Linked DNA regions of Mus musculus: region 1 is linked to region 2. Evidence: chromatin loops called from intact Hi-C (ENCODE). Cell type or tissue: heart. All regions are shown on one strand.

Evidence for each region. Hi-C counts contacts between places; a loop is a spot of excess contacts. Peaks named below come from ENCODE experiments on the same cell type or tissue, not always from the same donor. Only the 100,000 strongest peaks of a DNase experiment are listed, where the experiment ranks them.
Region 1: a loop joins it to region 2, with 2.5 times the contacts of the local background. A loop is called at or near these places in 5 of 42 quality-filtered maps.

Annotation. Positions count from the first base shown.
Region 1 is chr5:120,789,431-120,797,430 of GRCm38, reverse strand. Oas1e (2'-5' oligoadenylate synthetase 1E) reads left to right here and starts at 1,901. Exons shown (of 6, transcript NM_145210.2): 1 at 1,901-2,115; 2 at 3,038-3,326; 3 at 5,452-5,648. The coding sequence starts at 1,933. In heart, a CTCF peak has its summit at 4,151 (motif pointing left); no DNase peak of the experiment used is centred here; H3K27me3 peaks cover 3,363 bases.
Region 2 is chr5:120,923,982-120,931,981 of GRCm38, reverse strand. It overlaps the pseudogene Gm7573. Among named protein-coding and RNA genes, the nearest start is that of Oas1d, 13 kb to the right of the region's middle. In heart, a CTCF peak has its summit at 4,705 (motif pointing right); no DNase peak of the experiment used is centred here.

The DNA.
Region 1 (8,000 bases), 130 kb after region 2:
AACAGAGGTTCTACTTCATAAGCAATAGCAAAAAGGGTCACTGAGATAGCTCAGAGGGCACAGGTGTTTGTCACCAAGCCTGAAGGCCTGAGTTTGGTCCCCGGGATGCACAGCGTGGAAGGAGAGAGACAACTCCTACAAGCTGTCCTCTGACTTCACATGCTCACACACAGGAAATAAATGTCATAGACTATCTAAAGCATGATTAGCATGGCTCTCAGCTAGACCTGCTCAGGACCCTCAGCCTCTTGTCCTCCCACCCCGGCACTTGTGGGAGGGGCCTTCAGCATTCCAGTTCCCTCAGGCAAGATCAGGATCCACCAAGGAGCCTCTGCTATCAGTCAGGATATGAAGACTATAGCTTTTGCTAAATGCTAGCTTCTGACCTGAATGACAAGGCCATGGCTTCTGCTTTTTCCATAAGAAAATCCCTTAAAGACACCTATGAGTCGTGGTGTCTCAGTTACGGTTTTACTGCTGAGAACAGACACCATGACCAAGGTATCTCTTATAAGGACAACATTTAATCGGGGTTGGCTTATAGGTTCAGAGGTTCAGTCTGTTATCATCAAAGAGGAAACATGGCAGCGTACAGGCAGGCGTGGTGCAGGAGGAGCTGAGAGTTCTACATCTTTATCTGAAGGCTGTCAGCAGAATACTGCCCCCCCCCCCCCCGAAAGCTAGGACAAGAGTCTTAAAGCCCACACCCATGGTAACACATCTACTCCAACAATGCCACACCCCTCCAACAAGGCCGCTCACCTTCCAACAGTACCACTCCCTGGGCCAAGCATACAAACCATCACACGTGACAAAAAAACCATGGGAGAACCAATGTGGTCATAATTTCATCACTCTTCTGTTCCTTGTAGTCTGCATCACTTGCAAGAATAATTTAGGTATATGGGGTGGGCAGTGTGTGTGTGTGTGTGTGTGTGTGTGTGTGTGTGTGTGTGTGTGTGTGTGTGTGTGTGTGTGTGTGACTGTCTGTGTGTGTGTACTCATATGAGTGTGGGAGAGACTTTTTTTTTCCATTTTATGAGACAGTCTCATCACATAGCCCAGGCTGGCCTTGAACTCTATATCTTCCGTATCAAGCTCCCAGGCATTGAAATCACAGGTGTGGACCATCCTGCCATGATGAATATTCACTCCTGCTGGGTAGGGAGAGGTTGGCATGGAGACAGGATCACCCTCATGAAGGTGAATCTTGGGCACAGGTCGACACTTTATGCTATTGAAGTGGAGAGTGGCAATGGATTGGTTACAGCTGGGGAGAGAGGCACAGTCCTGTGAGCTCAGCACTTAGGGGTCCAATGGGGCAGGTCCCCAGGTTCACATCCACCCTGAGCAAAGGAGTGAGATCCCATATTAAAGAAGGATGTGAGACCTTTGTCCTTTATGGATGGACAGACAGAGGTGGGGGTACAGGGCAGAAAGGTGGGTTTGGATTAGGCCTTGGACGATAGGCACATCATGGGTGTGCATCTGAGAACCCACAGACGCTAAGTCTGAACTAGAAGCTAGCCAGGACCTTGCAGACGGCTCGTTACAATATCCATCATGGAGCAGTCAGCTGTGACAAACAATATCCAGCATGGACCAGTCAGCTGTGACAAACCCACCACAGCTGTGCTGGAGCTCCTGCCTGCCGGCTGCTGGATTTCTCTCGCTTCTCTTCATGTTACAGTAACGTGTGTGTGTGTGTGTGTGTGTGTGTGTGTGTGTGTGTGTGTGTGTGTGTGTTGGTGTTGTTGTTGTTGTTGTTGTTGTTGTTGTTGTTGTTGTTGTTAAAAATCTAGGAGGCTATCTAGGTGCAGAGGTCTGATCTGCATAGCCCCGCCCTTCCTGGGAAGAGAAAGCAGCTATGGATATAAGGGGCAGCTGACTCATGAGGCAAGGCTGCAGTCAGCAAACACTCCTGGCCTCAGGATGGCGAGGGAACTCTTCAGAACCCCAATCTGGAGGCTGGATAACTTCATAGAGGATCAACTCCTTCCTGACACCACCTTCCTTACTGAGCTCAGAGCAGACATCGACTCCATAAGTGCTTTCCTGAAGGAGAGATGCTTCCAAGGTGCCACCCACCCTATGAGGGTCGCCAGGGTTGTGATGGTGAGTCCCATTAGCCTGAGCTCATCGGGATGGGGTGGGAGAGGACTCTCAGAAGCCAGACTGCAGTCCTTAGTGGGGTGTGAGTTACCTACCTGCTCTGTGCCCAGTGTCCTCATGTAGACCCAGCTATGGCACAGGGCAGAGGACAGAACAGGGACCCCACTGCTGGATAACTGGACTGATGGAAGCTCATTGCTCATGTTTCCATCTGTCCCATGGGTCTGTATGACAGCAGTCCCTGTCTCAGTCACTGTGAAGGCTGCAGACATGTTGTGTTGTAATGTCTACTCATCAATGTCAGGAGTTGAACTGTGTTATTGCTTGGGCTCAGCATTTTATTTGGGGGGGGGGGGAAATCTCTACATATCACTTTTTATCATTTTTTAAAATGTTTTTGTGAATTCAGTTTCCTTAATTTTGACATTTGTCCTGTGGTCTTTGATACAGACTTTCTTTCCAGAGTCATGGTGGTCATGGCCTTTTCCTTTTAATACTCTGCTAGCAAGGGGGATTGTGACAACAGTTTAATATGTCTCTGTGTCCTCTCACCCACTACCATCTCACTACATTGTACTTGAACCTGAATTCCCCAGAGTGTTTCCTTTCATCACTAACACACACACACACACACACACACACACACACACACACACACACACAATTCTGGATAGAAACAGATAAATCAAGGATGTTCATCATTCTGAGCCTGGCTTATCTCCTGTACCACAAGGAGATCCAGAACCATCTATTATCCTACAGAGATGCCAATTTCATTCTTCAGGGCTGAATAGAATTCCACTACACATGGGCAAGCTTTATTCACTCTTGGTCACTCTTGGTGATGGACTCCTACTCTGTTCATCTTCTGGACTGCCCAGCACGGCTCTCCTTATCCTTTCTTATTCTCATTTTTGTCTTTTAGGGAGGCTCCTATGATGAACACAATGCACTCAAGGGAAGGTCAGAGGCCAACATGGTGGTGTTCTTTAATGATCTCACCAGCTTTGAGGACCAGTTAAAGTGGCAGCAAGTGTTCATTGAAGAAATTCGGAAACACCTGCTCCAGTTGCAGCAAGAGAAGCCATGTAAACTCAAGTTTGAGGTGCAGAGCTCAGAGGAGCCCAACACCAGGTCTCTGACCTTCAAGCTGTGCTCCCCAGAGCGCCAGCAGGAGGTGGAATTTGATGTGCAGCCAGCCTATGATGCTCTGTGTAAGTCAGAGAGCAGCAGAGTTCAGCCTGCTCTCCCCTCATGCATGAATCCTCTTTTCTATTTCTCTGTGTGTGATTGTGTGTGTTGGGAGAGCATGTTCTCATGTATGCAGATGTCTGTTCACATGTTTGCCTGTGTGGGTAATGGTCAGACGCCAGCCTTGGAGGTTGGTTACTTAAGAGCCTATTTTGGTTGAGAGGTTGACCTGGAGTTTGCTGCCCCACCTTCATGGCTCCTGCAGTAAGGAGCTGGGGTCAGGTGAGGTGTGTGCTCTGATGGAGCTGAACCCACAATCTCTGGCACCTGGAGCCTCAGAATGTCAATTAGGTACAGCACAGGGCTGGGGGGAGGGGATGCTTGGTCTCCTAGAAGTGTGTGTAGGTTATGAGTCTCCACTTCTAAATGATTATACTCAGACATATTCAGGACACACTTGGGCTTCTTCCACCCACTACAAGCCAGGCAAGTTTGTTTTGAGAAAGGTGGATCAGCCAGCTTCATGTCCACCTATTTAGTCAGACAGTGAGTCTGAGACATTCTCCTGTCTCTACCTGCCCAGCACTGTGATTTCATTTGTGCACTCCCCCGACACACCCCAAACTTCCACATGCACACACGTGTTATAGAATTGCACATTAACGATCCTCTACATTAAGTTCTCTGATAGCAGACCTGACTGACACATAGTGTGTCTCCAAAATCATGCCCAACTCAACCCAAAGAAAACCAGGAACACCCATGAAAAAACTGTATGGGATTGGGGATCTTGGGTAATAGTTGAGGTTTTATAGTTCGTGAAAGCACAGCACCCCCTCCTGGCCACTGTGTGAACTGCTGCTATTAACTTAGATACAAGCCAGGACAACAGCCTATCCCTTGGCTTAAGAGAGCCATGGAAACAGTCCAGAGTCTCGGGCAGCAGGCACTGAGAGGGTCAGCCTGTGAGTAGGACCAGGGCAGCCTGCTGTGGAAAGCTGCAAGAGGCTTAGAACCCTACTCAGTGAAGGGGGCTCAGAGGGGGTGACCCAGAAATGAGCTGGGAGGGTGGCTCCTGCAGAAGCCTGTCTTGCTCATGGACTTCACCAGCGTGAGGCAGCTTTCCAGTGGGATAGGAACTCTATCCTAGAAGGACTGCCTTGAGAATTCTCATGTGGATAGCAGTCCAAAAGAGGACCCCAGCCATAGCCCTAACCCAGGTTACTTAAATGAGACCTACTGTGTGCTGGTTCTTGAACTAGTAAATAAGTTCTTCATAGCTTCTTGGAATAGTGGGAGACTGGACTTGTCCCAAGCTCCATCAGTGAGTGATTTAGGTCTGTGGCAGCCTCAAAGCCTGACAGTATGGCCTGCTGAAACCATGGCTACACACCTGCAACACCTATGGCTCAGCCTGCTGCCTTGGAGTGCACACACACGCACACATAGCCACACACACATCAATTCCATAGCCTGCTCCCTGTCACAGTAAAAGTTCGAAGGATAGCTAGTTAGATAAGGGTGATTGCTGTACAAGCATGAGGAACTGAGTTCAAATCCCCAAAGCCCACCTACTCTTAGGAAGTTCCACACATTGACCTGTATCCCTGTTACTATGGGAACAGAGACAGGAGAGTCTCTGTGACCTGATGGATGCCAGCCAAGCTCCATGTTCACAGAGAGACCCTGCTGCAAAGGGAGGGGGTAAACTATAAATGAAGACTCCATCTTGTGGCCTCTGAATATGTGTTTGCCACACCCATGCACACATAATCATCTCAAAATAGGGAGAGACTGTAAGCAGGAGATATGATATACAAATGCAGTAGAGTGCTCCATGGTACACCAGAGCATGGTTGGCCATTATCAAGTGACTCTGTAGCTCTCTTGTGTGTGACCATCGAATGCTGTTTCTTCCCACCACTGTCTCCAACCTTGTGAGCAATGCAATCTACTATGAGCAGTTGGTGGCGCAGACTTTCATGTATGCAGTCCAGAGGTGGGCTCATGTCTGTATGGGGAGTGACGCTGCTGCAGACAAAGTTTGCCCTGTTCACTTAACCCCATAGAGAGTGACTGTGACCCTAGAGGTATGGAAGACTCTTAGATCAGAGTTTGGCCTAAACATCAATGAAACTTCCTTCATAGATGAAGGGGGATACTGCAAGTCCTTTGAATCCATTAACTACAACAAAGTCTACGCCCAACTCATCCATGAGTGCACCACCCTGGAGAAGGAGGGCGAGTTCTCCATCTGCTTCACCGACCTTCATCAGAGCTTCCTGAGGTATCGTGCGCCCAAGCTCTGGAACCTCATCCGTCTGGTCAAGCACTGGTATCAACTGGTAAGGCATCCGACCCAGATCCTGTGGACCCTATGTGTAGAGAGTGAGATTCAGGCCAGAGAAGAGGTCTAGTCTAGCTGGCTGTCTATGGACATGATAGCTTTATCACATGACCAAGAGTGCCTTGGGAAGGAAAGGTCTCACTTGGTTACACATCCCAGTCACAGGGCATCATTGAGGGAAGTCAGGACAGTAACTGAAGCAGAGACCATGGAGGAATTCTGCTCACTGGCTTCATCTCCATGGCTCACTCAGATTGCTTTATTACAGTGTGCACACGCCCAGGCATGGCACCAACCACATCCATCACTGACCACAAATATGTCCCCACAGACTGCCCTAAACCAGAGTGATGGAGGGATTTCCTCTTGATTAAGGGTGCCTCCTGCTCAGCTTACTGTCTAGTTGGTAAAAACTCACTTTCACAAAAGACCCACTTTCAAATTGATGCTCTCACAGACATCTTTATTGAACCATAACCTTTCCATTCTTGACTTTTTGTAAAGATGTCGTGTTGATATCATGCCATAAAACACCATTTAGTGTTAGGAATCTAAAAGGGTTTTTTTTGGGGGGGAGGGGGGCGGTTGAAATTTCAATATGTAACAAGATGAGTCTCTCAAGGATACTCTCATATAAAATTTAAAACACTAGTTAAATTCTTTGCTACTGCAAGAGGTCACAGTCACAATCAGATAAATAAAACAACAACAACGGTGAAACCCCAACAAAGCAAAAAACTCAGTATCTGATATCTAGAACTAGATATCTGATATCTAGTTCACTGAGCTTCTCGGGCTCTGCCATCCACAGCACACACAGCAGGTCTCAAGCTCAGGCCAGCTCTATTCTCATGTCCCTGGCAGTTGTCTCCTGCTCAGGGTGAGTCCAGAATCCTCAGGGTCTCCACTGCCATTGAGGCTGCACTTTCACCAATGGCTTTTCCTTGCCTCTCGCAGTGCCAGGCCTTAGCTGCTCTCCGAGACCTCCAAGTCTCATGGGACTTGAAATCTGGGAGATCTCTCTGCAGTTCCAAGTGTGGTTGACCCATGGACCGTGGCTTCTGTTTGCCGACCATGAGAAGCCTTGGCCCCATCCTGCTGTTCTCTCCTTAATCAGAGCTGATTTTCATCCTCAGCTGATGAGAAATTACTGATTTTTAATCCAAACACAGCACACAAACAGCCCAGATGGGGTCTTTGCTTTTCTCTGAAACTTTACACTCCAGCCTCTGTCACCTACCTGCCTCTCAGCACTCCTGTCTTCCAAGTTCCCACAAACAGCCTGGTAGGCTCTCAGCTATCAACAGCTTTCCAACCCAAAGTTCCAGAATTCTTTCTCAATCCCCCCAAGGAGCACCATGGCTGGTCAGTCACAGCAGTGCCCCTCCTCCCTAGGACCAGTTTCTGTCCTAGTTTGCTCTGACTGCTGTGGTAAAGACGCTGCTGCTGCAAAGTAATTGGGTGGAAAGGGATTGTCTGGCTCACGTTCCTGCATTGCACTCCATCTCTGAGGGAAGCAGAGGCAGGAACTAGAGCAGAGGCCATGGAGGAACTCTGCTAGCTGCCTAATACCCTTGGACGATCACTCTGAATTTTACAAGCAACTCAGGGCCACCTGTCCAGGACAGGCAATGCCCACAGGCTGGGTCCTCCCACATTGCTCAAGGGAATGCCCCCATAGGCTTGACCCCAGGCCAGGCTGGAAAATGGAGGCATTTTCTCAGTTGTGGGTCCATCTTCTCCAGATGGCACTCTCTGTGTCAGGTTGACAAAGAGAAATAAAAATGGCACAAGGTGAGGAAATAGAAAACGGAAAAGTGGTTAGAAGGGGAGCAGATCAGAGGGGTTCAGAGAAACAGGGTTTGGGGGAACAAGCCAGGGACATACATGATGTTGTAGGAGGGAGAGGGACTGGAGAGGGAGGACTTCCCATGATTGTTCTAAGTGATTTCTTCTAGTCCACCTTCTATTCAGCTAGCTCTCTCTTCAGCCATGTCTAATACGCTGTTCCATGGCGGCTGCTTCTCTGCATGTTTGCTTGCTTCTTCTGCAAACATTTCATGTGTCTCTCTATGGTTTCTATTTTTCCTGTCGTTTGAAGCCATTACCTTTTTAAATGGGGTGATTTCTCATTATTTTTCAGGAATAATTTTTAAAGGTGTGTGTAGGTGTTTGTGTATATCTGTTCATGGGAGCACTGTAATTGTGTGTGCTTGTGTGTGCCTAAGAACTTGGAGGTCAGAGTGTGAGGGCAGGTCTGCAGGCGCACACAGCCGCTCGGTGTGTCATGAGCCAGACCCTGACTGATTATAATCAGCAGGTGATCAATCAGCAGCTCTGGACAGTTCTG
Region 2 (8,000 bases):
TAATATATATTTTAGTTTGGTTTCTGGTGAGGCCATAGCTTTACCACGTGACCAAGTTCCTTCCCATGTTGCTTGGGAAGGGAACGTCTTGGTTGGTTACAGATTCCAGTCACACTCCATCATGGAGGGAAGTCAGAGGAATAACTGAAGCAGAGACCATGGAAAGATTCTGCTCACCGTTTGTTGTCCATGACTCACTCGGCGGCCATTTCTACACAGCACAAGGCCACATTTCATTCATGGCTCCGACCACAGTGGTCCGGTCCCACCCACATCAATCAGTAATTAGAATGCCCATAATCTACCCAAAGCCAGTCAGATGGAGGCATTTTACTGATCAAGATTGACTCCTTCCAGGGGAAGCTAGCTTACAAAAACTAACCCCTTTTCAACATGGCACACAAACAAACCACGATTGAACCATAACCTTTCCTTTCTTGCTTGTCCCTAAGATCTCATGTCGGTATCACATCATAAAACACAATGCAGCTTTAAAATCCCCAAATTAAAAACCAAACCTAAAGAAACTACGACACAGGGGCTGGTGAGATGGCTCAGTGGGTAAGAGCACCCGACTGCTCTTCTGAAGGTCCGAAGTTCAAATCCCAGCAACCACATGGTGGCTCACAACCACCCGTAATGAGATCTGATGCCCTCTTCTGGTGTGTCTGAAGACAGCTACAGTGTACTTACATATAATAAATAAATAAATCTTTAAAAAAAAAAAAAAAAAAAAAAGAAACTACGACACATAAAAAGACTAGTCTCTCAACGGTGGGCTCATATACTATTAAAAACACAAGTTAAATATTTTCTTACTGTAAGAGAGAAAAATCAGGTCACCGTCAAAATCAGATCAAAACTCAACCAAATTCTAACAGAGCAAAAGGCTCAGTATCTGATATCTGGGACTCACAGTTCTCTGAGCTTTTTGGGCTCTGCCATCCACAGCAAACACAGCAGGTCTCAGGCTCAGGCCAGCTCTGTTCTCACAGTGCTCTGTTCCTGGCAGTCATCTCCTGCTCAGGGCAAGTCCAGTATCTTGGGGTCTCCACTGCCATGGAGGCTGCACTTTCACCAATGGCTTCTCCTGGCCTCTCTCAGTGCCAGGCCTCAGCTGCTTCCCATGACCCCTCCAAACCAGCAGGCTTCATAGGACTAAAGTCTTACCATCTGGGAGACCTCTCTGTAGTTCTAGGTGTGACCTGCAAGCTCTAGATGCAGCTTTGGGACCCCTGGACCACAGCTACTGTTTGCTGATCATAAGGAAACTCTTTCCAAAAGACTTGGCCCCCATGGTGCATGCTTTTTCTTAATCAAAGATCTCAGCCCCAGCTGATGAGAAATTACTGATTCTGAATGCAAACACAGCACACAAACAGCCCAGTTGGGGTCTTTGCTTTTCCTGAAACTTCACACTCCAGCCTCTGATACCTGCCTGTCTCTCAGCACTCCTGTCTTCCAAGTTCCCACAAACAGCCAGTTAGCTCTCATCTCTCCACAGCTTTTCAACCCAAAGTTCCAGAATCCTTTCTCAATCCTCCCAAGGAGCACCATGGCTGGTCAGTCACAGCAGTGCCCCTCCTCCCTAGGACCAGTTTCTGTCCTAGTTTGCTCTGACTGCTGTGGTAAAGATGATGTTGCTGCAAAGTAATTGGGTGGAAAGGGATTGTCTGGCTCATGTTCCTGCATCGCACTCCATCTCTGAGGGAAGCAGAGGCAGGAACTGGAGCAGAGGCCGTGGAGGAACTCTGCTAGCTGCCGGATACCCTTGGATGATCAGTCTGATTTTTCCAAACATCTCAGGACCACCTGCCCAGGACAGGCAATGCCCACGATGGACTGGACCCTCCCATTCTAATTAAGAAAATGCCCCACAGGCTTGATCCCAGGCCAGTCTGGTGGAGGCATTTTCTCAGTTGTGGGTCCATCTTCTCCAGATGACTCTCTCTGTGTCAGGTTGACAGAATAAAAATTGGCAAAATCAGTGAGGAAAAACAACGTAAAAGAAAAAGTGGGTGGAAGGGAATCAGAGGGGAGAGGATGAGAGAGAAGCAGGGGTGAGTGGAGATGGGGGGGAGATGATGCTGTAGGAGGGGCAAGGAGTGGAGTGGGGGATCTGAGAGGAGGGAGGACTTTCTTTGCCTGTTCTAGGTGATTTCTTCTAGTCCACTTTCCAATCTGCTAACTCTCTCTTCAGCCGTGTCTGATTCACTGTTCCATGGCTGCTGCTTCATTTGAGTCTTTCGATTTTTCTTCCATCTTTGGCAAACCCTTCATGGCACCTTTTATATTTTGATTTTCTTGACTCATCAAGCTATGCCTTTAAAATGTATGATTTCTTGTTACATTCTGAGTGTTCTTATGTGTGTGTTTATAGCTATTCATGGAAACACATGTAGTGTATGTGTGTGGGCGTGTGTGTCCATTAGCATTCCAGGTCAGAGTGTGAGGGCAGGTCCGCAGTCTCACCCCATCTTGTATAATCAGTCAGAGTCTCACACATGGCACACAGTGTGCTGGATCAGCAGTTCCTGGACAGTCCTGCAGCCCCTGCAAGCCCCATCTACAGCCCTTTAACATAGGATTAGGAGTCAGCCTGACACTCATGTAGATGCTGAGGATCTGACCTCCAGTTCTCACCCCTGCACAGGGAGGAAGGTGCTTTACCCCTGAGCCAGCTCCCTGGCCCCTTCCCAGTTACCTCAGAGACCATGAGAAAACTTCCCCAGTGAGCACTCCTTATGTCCCGCCCCCACCCTCACTCTTGGCTGTCACTCATGGTGTCTTGATTCCTCCTGGGCCTACTAGTGAATGCTGTCTTTGTGGAGCAACAACTCAGCTCTTGCCTATAGCACAGGAAGGGGCCATAAACTGAATCTAAATAACTGGGCGTGTAATGGCAACATCAGGTGGCAGCTGAATTGAGCCTGTGAGAAGTGTCCCCCCACACCAGAGCTGAGAGCCCCATGTTTCTCATTGCCTTTCTCTTTTCAGTGTAAGGAGAACCTGGGGAAGCCACTGCCTCCACAGTACGCCCTGGAGCTGCTCACAGTCTATGGCTGGGAGCACAGGAATGGAGTTGCTGATTTCAACACAGCCCAGGGCTTCTGGTCCATCTTAGAACTGGTCATTAAGTACCAGCAGCTTCGAATCTACTGGACAATGTTTTATGACTTTGAATACCAGGAGGTCTCCAACTACCTGCACAGACAGCTCACAAGAATCAGGTAGTCTGTCCCCACATGGCTCTGTTCCCCATGGAGTATCAGGCTGTACTTGTGTGGAAAGGGAGAGGTGGGAGCTCTGTGTCAGCCCAGCATATCCTGCACTGGGCGCTGTCACCTGACTGACCTGAGGTCCTAATGCCCTGGGAGAGGGGAAGGGAGGGTAGGTTATCTTGTCTGTGATGAGGAAACCAAGGATCTGACATTGTCTACACCAAACAGCAAAGAAAGGGGAGGACATGGAGTGGGGACTGAGATTTTCCAACAGTGACAGCATCATAAGGGCTGTGACACACCAAAGACCTGCAGTGAACCAATTACCTGTAAATAATAGAGTGCTATGCCACCCTAGGGAGTGACATGTCCTGATTCTGTGTTTGATCAGTTTTCTCATGAGACTGGCTGGTCCAACTCTCCCCAGCTCACAGATCAGAGACCCTGAGGGACCTGCCCCAGGACACACAGCTACTAAAGGGTAGATGATTCGAACCCAGGCCCTCTGGGTCATGCCCAAGGATCCTCCAGTCTTGCTGTATGCCATGGGGCAGGGACTCTGGGCAAGCTTTGGATATGGATGCAGTGCTGGGCTTCTCCTCTCTCCCTGTGCAGGGTGAGGCACTTGATGGTTGTTCAATTCCCTCTCTTCATGTTGCTCTGCAGGCCTATGATCTTGGACCCCTGCTGACCCAACAGGAAATATTGCTGGTTCGTGCTCAGAGGGCTGGTGGTGACTAGCAGGAGAGGCTGCCGCCTGGCTGCAATACCCATGCTTTAAGTACAGGGACGGTTCCCCAGTGTGCTCCTGGGAGGTGCTGGTAAGAACGTGTCACCATCATCTCCATTCCATGCCCTCCCCCCTTCTCTTCATCTACCTTTAGAATGTTCCCTCACACATGTGGTCGCCGCACTCCTGTGGAGGCCATCGGCTCTCCTTATTCCACAGCCATCTTAGCGCTATTCACAGATTTCATGGGCTCCCAGGATGGCTCAGTGGGTAAAGGTGCTTGCTGCCAACACAGATGACCTGGGTTTCATCCCAGGACCTCCTATGGTAGAAGGAGAGAATCAAATCCCCAAAGTTATCCTCTGACCTTCATCTCTGCTGTTACACACAGGGACATGAGTGCACACACACACACACACACACACACACACACACACACACAGACAGACACACACAGGTCACCCCGCACACATACAGGTTGTTCCATCCAGACTCACACAAACACACACACACAGACTTGGAGACCTGAGGCCACTGGCTCAGGGACACTCAGCTAGTGATTGACAAGGCTGGGATCCCATGGAGTCTGAAGCCACTGTCAGGTCCATGGAGCAGCCTGTCTTCCCTGTCTCCTTGTCATGTGGCCAATGGGACTCAGCTGGGCTCTGTCACAGCCACAGAGGCACAGAGGGACCTGCACTTGGACCTTTCCTCTCCTGGGGCAGGGCCTGCCTGATGCTAGGGACCCAGTGATGCCATGTGTGCCCTCCAGATGGCGCTTAGCATAGCTGTAGTGATGCTGGAACCATACCCCATGGCAGGATAGGAGTTTGATGGGTGTGGGGTGGTGACTGGGGAGGGAGAAGGGCTGGGTCAGACTGCAGTGGCCTTTAGGGCTGTCCCCTATGTCTGGCTATGCCCACTCTCATTTGACAAATCTGTCAGTGGATGAGAGGCCACAGGTGGGAGGCATGGCTTCAGGGAAGAGCTCTATATATCCTCAAGGGCCTGACCCTTGTTTGGCCTACTGGTCACCTTCTCAGCAACCTGACCAAGGGGCCCAGGTGGCCTGTCACAGAACTTACCTTCAGGGCTCATTTGCATTCCCATTCCAGTAAGTATGTGGGCTCCTGACACGATGGTGTTTTCTGTTAAAGACGGAGGTTGTGCTATGTGCTATGCCAGGAGAATCACCCTTTTTGTAATTTCTATCTATTTTTTGTTTTTGTTTCTTTTCATATTTTGGAGGGCTTCTTGTGTATAGCTCAGACTGGCCTGTATATGGTAATCCTCCTGCCTTAGCGCTGGCATGACTGCAGCATACACCTGCTGTGCCCTGCCTCCCCTCCATCCTTAAGTGGACAAGAACTGGGCATGTGTTTTCCTGTGAGCCCAGTGGGACCTGCCCAGGAGGCTCCAGAGTCAGGGGCATGTCCTGCTCTGCTGCAGGCCCTTGACCCAGAGAGGACAGGAAGTTGCCCAAGGCCCCAGTCAGTGAGGGTCCAACCTGTGATCAGACTCCAGGCTTCTGACCCCTGCCTTCTCACCCCTGCATCCTGTCCTATCACAGATAGCCTTCTTCGCAGCCTGCTTTATCTGCCTTATCCACCAACAGTGTCCTCTGGGAGACGAGAGATTCAGAATTCAGAAGGGGAGGCAGGAACTCAAGCTTGACTTCCACCTGTCCACCTGTTGGGAGGTTCTGTCCAATGTCTGATGCACAATAATAAATCACAGAGAGCCATGAGGGTGTGTGAACTCTGAGGAACAGGGCTATTGAAGTACAGGTGTTTGTGTGTGTGTGAGTGTGTGTGTGTGTGTGTATGTGCATGTGTGTGTATGAGGATATGTGTGTTTCTATATATGTAGGTGTGTCTCTGTGTGTCTGTGCATGTGTGTGTAGGAGGGTGTATGTATGTGCATCTGTGTATGTATGTGTGTTTGTCTTTCTGTGTGTGTCTCTCTCTCTGTATCTGCGTATTCATGGTCAAGTAGCTGCACTTATTACATTCTCCTTGTGGGTCCCAGCATCAAGTCCTCAGTGGTGGACAGAGCAGAACCAAACTGATACAACTTTTGACATCAGGTAGCCTGGGATCCTTCCAGGTCTCTTCTTGCACATAAACTTGAGACAGGAATTCTTAGTTCCTTCTGTGTTCCCAAGCAACAGTAATTTCTCTTGGGAACAGCCTCCTTTTGAGGTATCTTAAAAGCACATAGTGTCTTTTCCTGGTCTGTTTTGTTTTGCTCTCTTTTTCTGGCTTAGAGTCAGATGACCGTTTGATCTGAGACAGAAATTTGAGGAGACTAAACAGGCTGCTTAGATTGGGAGAGGAGGGTCATAATCCAACTCCAGAGCCAGCTTTATAATAATGCTGAACAGCATAAAATGATGCTTCAGTGTTATTCATGCCCAAAAGACAGCATAGCTGAGTGCCTGCAAAATGGACTCAAGGACTGCAGGGAGTGACCAGAGCAAACAGAGATCAAAGGACACTCAAAGATCTGAGATTTAGCAGGACTTAAACATCAGGTTTCATTGAGCCACTGAGAGGCACAGAGACTGGGCAAGGGTCTGCAGTGAGCTTGGAGACAGGACTAGTTAGTGGGGAGGTATCTGGGAGACTGGACTAGTTAGGAGGTAGCCGGCAAACATGACTAGTTATGAGGAGGTAGCTGTGTCAGGACTAGTTAGTGAGGAAGTAGCTGTACTCAGTCCCATTCCCATATCTGCAACAAAACTTGTCCACACAGACAAACACAAGACAAGACGATTACCATTTCCTGGGAGTCTAGACGGGGATCCAGCTGACTGGAACAAACACAGACAGTAATAAACAGAGAATCAACAGCAGCCACCAGGCTCTCACTCACCCAACACAGCAGACTGACAACCATGGGTGTCCTGGGGTCAAGAGTCACCTTACCCAAATGTCAACAGGGTGTCCCCTGATACCCTGGGCTTGAGACTGTGCTCAGTTACCCAAAAGATACCCCAAAAAGTGCACTCAGAAGACCAGACAGTATAGAAGGTGTCTTACTTAGGGTTTCCATTGCTGTGAAGAGACACCGTGACCAAAGTTAACTCTTATAAAAGTAAACATTTATGTGGAGCTGGCTTAGGGTTTCACAGGTTCAGTCCATTATCATCACGGTGAGACGCATGGCAGTGTCCAGGCAGACCTGGTGCTGGAGAAGAAGGTGAGAGTTCTGTATCTTCATCTGAAGACAGCTAGGAGGAAACTGTCTCTTCTGCACTAGGAGCCCTCAGAGCCTCACCTGCACAGTGACAACTTCCTCCAACAAGGCCACACCCATTCTGACAAGGACGCACCTCCTAATAGTGCCACTCCCTGTGGGCCAAGCAATCAAACACATGAGTCTATGGGGTCCAAAACCTATGGAAAACACCCCAGAAGGCTTGCAGAGTTGAATTAGAGCCTCTTTCTCATGGACAGAATAGATCCCGTGAGAGCCCCCACAAGTTGTAGTTGGTCTGTTCTCTCCCCAGAGAAGATCAGGACCGGTGCTTGATGAATCTGAAGTTTTTATTGAACCACACCGAGCCAGACAGGGCATGCACTGTTGTGACTACAAGTCTAAAGAGACAACCCTGACCTGAGTGAGCAGGGAGTTTATAAAGGCCAAACCCTTTAAGTAGGGAACTTCCCATTGGCATAGCTGTGGTGACTCTCAGCAGGACAGAAGTGCATTTTTTAATAAGAAGAAGGCACAGTTTTCTCACTGTGCATTTCTGTTTGATCAGGGAACAGAAAGTCTTGCAGTTGCAGAGGAACAGCACACGTTAGCAAGAGTTCCTGCAAGCACTGTACATGCCTGAAGGTCAGCCTGACTGTGTTAGCCTAAGGTGGGGTCAGGATCTAGCCAACATGTTTTTATTGCTTCATTGACTTATTAGTGTCCTCTGTAGTATGTGTTAACTTATACCTAGGGCAAAATGTTATCACAATTGCTGAGCCGTTTGCCACACTAAACTCCCACGATTCGGCAGGGCAATGTGTTTATCATGTGTAGGTTTCTGTACCTAT